Regions from separate parts of the Homo sapiens genome. Here region 1 is linked to region 2. The links are chromatin loops, found by intact Hi-C in ENCODE. Cell type or tissue: K562. All regions are shown on one strand. Each heading gives the region's core, and the rest is flanking DNA. Links, peaks and the distances in the headings are about the cores only. Region 1 overlaps NT5DC4 (5'-nucleotidase domain containing 4). Region 2 has its middle 31 kb from the start of IL37.

Region 1 (2,910 bases), core at 134-2,633, 210 kb after region 2:
CTCCTACTAACCCTTGCCCAGTGCCATCGTAGCCACCTCTACCACCCTGTTTTTAACCCAGAAGCATCCTCCGGTCTCCCAGAGGAAAACCAGCCAGAGTGTTTACTGTATCATCTGCTGCCTCCTCCACCCCTTCGGAAGCCACTGTATGTTTACTGAGGGTAGGAGGACTGTGCCTTCCTCCTTGCAACTGATATCCTTTCTACCAAGGAAATGACGAGATAGTGTGGTCTCAATCTAAAGCAGGAGTTAAGGTTGGGCATGAGGAAGAACATCCCTGCCGAGGCATCTTATCTGTATAAACCTAACTCTTCCCATGCGTCTGTTAAGACACAGACAGTTATCTGCAAGACTGTGATCCCACTGAGTCTGAAGGTGGGAGATTAGGGCTGGTGACCTTGCAAGCTCCTAGCAAGGCTGGGGACCAGTGGGTCCTTCTAGGATAAATGTTCACAAACAGCCGTGGAGATTCCGCAGGGACCCACCAACTCCGGGGCCGCCCGAGAGAGCTGAGCTCACTCGGAAGTACAGGAGGTCGAGGCAGGCGGCAGTGTAGAGGTCGGCATAGCGCATCAGCTGGCTGGAGAAGAGTGTCTGGCGGAAACCGCAGCGGAACAAGCTGCCCATGGTGCTGTAGCACAGGTCCAGCTCCTGGGTGACCCTCTGGCCAGAGGGGCAACACACTGAATTGAAATCCCAGCCCGCTTAGGCCTGACCTGGCCTACTCCCTTTCTGGGCAACCCTGGCCTCTCTGGGCCTCTCACCGGGGGACATTGAAACCTGTGACTCTCTGTAGGAAGGAGCAGCATGTTGTAGACCCACAGGCTGCACACTTGGCTTTTGGAGGTGGGGCAGCTCCTCACTTTGCCACAGGCCCCGCTGCAGCTTTCCATCACAGTTACCTGCCTGGCCCTGAAGATGGACCACCCAGGACTAAACCCACAGCTTCATTTACCATCTGAGTCCAACAGAGGACTTGGCAAGGCGACACCCCCAGCCTCGCTCCTACTATCCTGGCAGGCCCCACCCCGCCACCAGGCCCTGTTTCCTGTCTGCTTTTAGAGCCTAGAGAATGGTTCCAACATTTACTCCCAGGATGACCTCTCTCTGAGCCTCAGTTTCCTCATCTGTAAAATAAAGGTGACAATCCCTGCTCCATCCACCTCTTAAGGCTGTGGGGAAGATCAAACGGCTGTGCTTTGTAAAAGGCTCTGCAAAGACCCTTTGTGATCGGCCCCAGCTGGGCTTGGGATGACCAAGTGACCTGACTCCCTCCACCTGGCTGACCCATGGGCACCTCCAGCTTTTTGGTGGCCGGTCAGTAATGCCACAAGGGAACACTGTCTTTTCTTCTCTTTTCCAAGGACCCTGGGCTCACTGGCCCTAAATCACATTTCCTATCAGAACTGGCTAGTCAGTCAATAAGGGCCCAGCTAGCACGCAGGCACTTCCCGGGCAGGGTGATTGGCAAAGACTGTGGGACTGGAGGCAAAGCCTGCAAATCAGGCTCAACTCAGCCCTTCAAGAGGGTACCGCTGCCCTTTGGAATGTCGGCCAGCAGAGGGCGCTGGCTGACAAGGCAGGTGGAGCCCAGGCGAGGCTGAGGAGAATGGGGTAACTGGGCCTTTGGCACCGAGGACAAAGCCGACAGGCAAGCAGTGGGGAAGTGAACCCGGCTCCGCCCCTGCTGGGCCTGTCCCTTCCCTCGCCACCCAGCTCCCACCTGGATCTCTCTCTTGGTGAAGTTGATGACTTGCAGCTCACAACTGCTCCCATCCATGTGCCTGGTACAAAAATAGCTAGGTGACCCAGGGGAGGCACAGAGCCTCCGAGTGCCAGGACAGTCTCCTTAGACCCCAGCAGGGGTCGGGTGGGGGGACACCGTGCGGGCATCCAGTGGGGGTGCCGGGCTGGGTGTGTGCATGCGTGCGAGGGCAGGTCCCTGAGTGCTGGATAGGTTCAGAGGAAGGGCCTAGAGGTCACAGAGTGTGAGCAGTCCCAAGGGGGTGAGAGGGGTCCCCACATTCAGTTTGCTAGGGAAGCCCAGCCTGAAACAGATCTTGATGTTCTGACAACCTTGGCCGGGACCTCGCCGCCAGGCAGGGATGTGAGCCACTGCCCCTCCATACCTCTCCCTGCCCCATCCCACCCCCAGAAAGGCCAGGGTCTCACTGGTATATGTCTGCCAGGTGCGTGTCCAGTCTCTTCAGCTCCTCCAACCGCTCTGAAAAGCCACCAGGGGTCAGTGGGGGTGAGTGACGGCCTGTGTCACCCACTGGCCCTGCCTGCCTGTGTCTGCCCTGGCCCAGCGGAGGACTTGCACACCCTGAGCTGTGTGCATAACACCCCTGGCCCCTTACATCACGTGAGACTCTGCCCAGACTGAGGCAGGGACAGCATAGGCCCCGTAGGCCCCATGGGACAGGTGAGGGAGTCAGGTGACCTTCCTGAGGTCACACGGCAATGACTCAAACCTAAAGCCTCAGCTCTCAGGACAAAGCCCAAATTGTGTGGGCTCACACAACTCCCTGCCCTGGAGGATGACTTCAAGTCATACCTGGGTGGAAGGTGTGTACCTTCCACTCACTGAACATCCTTGGGGTGGGTGGGGAGGGTGGGGTCAGGTGCAGGAGGAAGGCACCGCCTGCAGAAACACCACGGGATTCTTGGGTCAGGAGAAGTGGATTTGACTCTCAGCTTTCCCCCTACTGGCTGTGTGACTTCGGGCAGGCCGCTTAGCCTCTCTGGGTCTGTATGTCTTTGTCTGTTTCCTCCCTCAGAAACAACAGAGTGGCCAGGATTCCTGGTCACAACTACTAACCCCCCACGGGAAAAAGGAGAAGGCAGTGCTGGGGCCTCTGCATGGGAGGCCAGTGCCCCTCTGACTGTTCCAGACCCCAACAGCTCACC
Region 2 (2,910 bases), core at 149-2,648:
AGCTACCTGGAAGGTTGAGGCAGGAGAATTGTTTGAACCTAGGAGGCAGAGGTTGCAGAGAGCTGTGATCATGCCACTACACTCTGGCCTGTGTGACAGAGCGAGACTCTGTCTCAAAACATAAAAATAAAAATAAAAATAGTTACCAAGTCATATGTGCAACTGACATGCTCATGGAATTGTTTGGCTTCCCTCTCCCATTCCCTGATCCAACCCTGTGAGCCTCAGCTTCCCTGTTTATGACCTGGATTTCTGCTGCTGGCCTGCTGATGGTTTGCTTGCCTCAAATTCTCGCTCTTTTGGACCATCCTGGTCACTTCAGTCAGACAGATATTTCCACAATACACATCTGTTCTCAATGTCTAAAATCCTCCAATGACCTCCCGTTGCCTGGAGAAAAAAATTCAAACTCTTTGGCATGAGTCATGTGCTGACAGGGGGCAGAGTATACACACAAAAGGTGCATGCTAGAGGTAATGTAAGGAAAGGTTATTTATAAAACTGCAGGCAGGTCCAGAGGAAGCAGCAGGAGATGGTGGAGCTCCAGGCACTGCTGACAGTGGAAATCCACAACCCTCTCTGGAGGAGGAGGAGCAAGGGATGGGGAGGTGGCTGGCCCACTGAGAAAGCTGGGGCTGTGGGAGGGCCACTGACAGAAACTGTGGCCTTCTGTATAGGGGAATGTGGCCACTGCCAACCTGAAGGGGCGCGGGTGCACTCTAACCAAGCTCTCTTTCCTCCCTCTGATCTCCCATTGCCTGAGCCCAACCAGGAGATAGAGGACAACAGACCACTAAGGCAGCCCATAAGGCCAGTCTCAAGGGTACAGAGCAGATGGAGACATGTGGCACCCCCACCTGAAGCTCAGAGACACCATTTATCACCTGGATTACTGGCCCATAACTGCACACCCACCTCTGGCCACTCCCTGCTCTGGGTTGCCCGCCTCATTCTGGCCAAGAAATCTTCCTAAAACGCAAACCCAATCACACCATTACCCCAAGTAGAACTCTTCAGCGGCTCTGCACCATCTACACAGCAAGTCCATCTCTGTAGTGAGACCCTAAGACTTTTTATAACCCAACTCTACTCACCTGCTTGCTCACAGAAGTTTCATGAATGCACACGTTTGGTTCATCACAAATGTCTAAGAGAGCCATCCTCAGCCCCTGCCTTCTCCTGGGTCCTGCTACAGAGAGGACCTAGCGGCTAAGGAGTCCAGAGATTGCCCTTTGGTCACCTGTAGAACATCACGACTTAACAGCTGTGCCCTGCTGGAGCTACTGGCAGAGCTGCGCTTCCCAGGACCAGTAGAGGGCGCCATGACATTGAATGGCCACATGTTGGAGACCGCATCTTGGGCTTGTAGCTGCCAGAGCCCTGAGCTCAGAATAGCACCTGCAACTATGCGAGGCTAAGGCGGGTGGATCACCTGGTCGAGACCAGCCTGGCCAACATGGTTGAAACCCTGTCTCTACTAAAAATACAAAAATTAGCCAGGTGGGGTGGCTAATTTGAAAAATTTAGCTGGGTGTGGTAGTGCACGCCTGCAATCCTAGCTACTAGAAAGGCTGAAGCAGGAGAATCTCTTGAACCTGGGAGGCAGAGGTTGCAGTGAGCCAAGATCATGCCACTGCACTCCAGCCTGGATGACAGAGCAAGACTCGGTCTCAAAAAAAAAAAAAAAAAAAATGTCTGCATGAAAAAGTTATCACAGGGAACAAAAGCAAGAAGAAACAAAGAATGGGAACTTCCTCAAGTGTCTACAACTGCAAAATAAGAAATAATGTACATTATGAGCTTGGTTACAACAGGGTCAAGAAGCCAGTCACAAAATGGTGCAATTAACAATAAAGGCAAAAAGTTCACACAAGGCAGAATCATTCCTTTTATGAGCCCGTGTGGAAACTGTCTGCACTATGTGTGAGAACAAGAAAGCAAAAGGAAAAGATTTCACTTTCAAATAATAACACTAATAGATTATTCAATTAAAGTTTTCATTGCAAATTGATAAAAAAAAAACATGTAGCTGCACACATATTTTTAATAGCAATAATTAGGGTCCCTGAAGAAAACTACTACAAGACATGCTAGTAGGAGTGAAATATTCAATGAGTAAATCCAGGCTTTAAAACAAACAAATCAGAGATGACATTTGTTTTAACCTTGTTGACATTTGTTTAATCAGAGATATGCCAGAAGCCCTGCAGAAATTTGTGTCCTCAGGATAGGGCTGCCATAATAGAAAGAGGTGGTGGCTTTATACCAAGTCTGTCTGAAAGCATTGAGGTTCAGGTACTTTGAGTGATTATTAAAGTTGCAGATTTGTAGTGTAAAATGTTGCTTGGACATCTGAATTCCACACCAAATGACATTAAAACATTAACGTGTCCCATAAAACCCAGTTGCTTCCATCCAATTTGTTTTCAGCTCCTTGTGAAGACGTGGATGCAGAATAAATACCCCACTGAAAACGGACAGGAGAATTTCACCATCAAGAGTTTGCAAGCTAAAGGCAGAAATGACATTTCATAACATAGCATTTACCCTTACTGTTAGGAAAGCAGGAGCCTAGGAGAGCCAGATGGACACCATTTTCAAATCAAGCCCATCTTAAAACTAGCAAGACACATTCCTTGCCAGTCAGGACCCATGGCCCTAAGATGTTTACAGCTAAGGAAGTGGCTTGGTAATCCCTGCAAGGACAAACTTCTACAACAACAGAAAGCCCAGATGTCCCAATCCCTATAAAAATATATGCTTTCAAGATAATTATAGTTATGCTTTGATGTACTTAAACACACTAAAATGTCAAGGATAGTTCTCTTTAAATCAATAGGAGAATAAATGTTTTCATGCTGTCGGCCCACCCACACATAGCCACAGCTTAGTTTAGTCTTTATATAGACA

What was found. A loop is a pair of places that touch in the nucleus more often than their neighbours do. Peaks named below come from ENCODE experiments on the same cell type or tissue, not always from the same donor. Only the 100,000 strongest peaks of a DNase experiment are listed, where the experiment ranks them.
Region 1: it touches region 2 in a loop (4-fold over the local background); 3 of 110 quality-filtered maps call a loop at or near these places.

The regions. Positions count from the first base shown.
Region 1 is chr2:112,725,552-112,728,461 of GRCh38, reverse strand. NT5DC4 (5'-nucleotidase domain containing 4) reads right to left here. Exons shown (of 17, transcript NM_001393655.1): 13 at 2,910; 14 at 2,173-2,224; 15 at 1,724-1,784. Among named protein-coding and RNA genes, the nearest start is that of NT5DC4, 6.0 kb to the right of the region's middle. RefSeq lists enhancers at 929-1,647, 1,648-2,367. In K562, for the core only: CTCF peaks have their summits at 1,559 (motif pointing right) and 2,234 (motif pointing right); DNase peaks (open chromatin) are centred at 291, 1,591 and 2,230.
Region 2 is chr2:112,940,338-112,943,247 of GRCh38, reverse strand. No RefSeq gene overlaps it. Among named protein-coding and RNA genes, the nearest start is that of IL37, 31 kb to the right of the region's middle. In K562, for the core only: CTCF peaks have their summits at 426 and 1,312 (motif pointing right); a DNase peak (open chromatin) is centred at 1,317.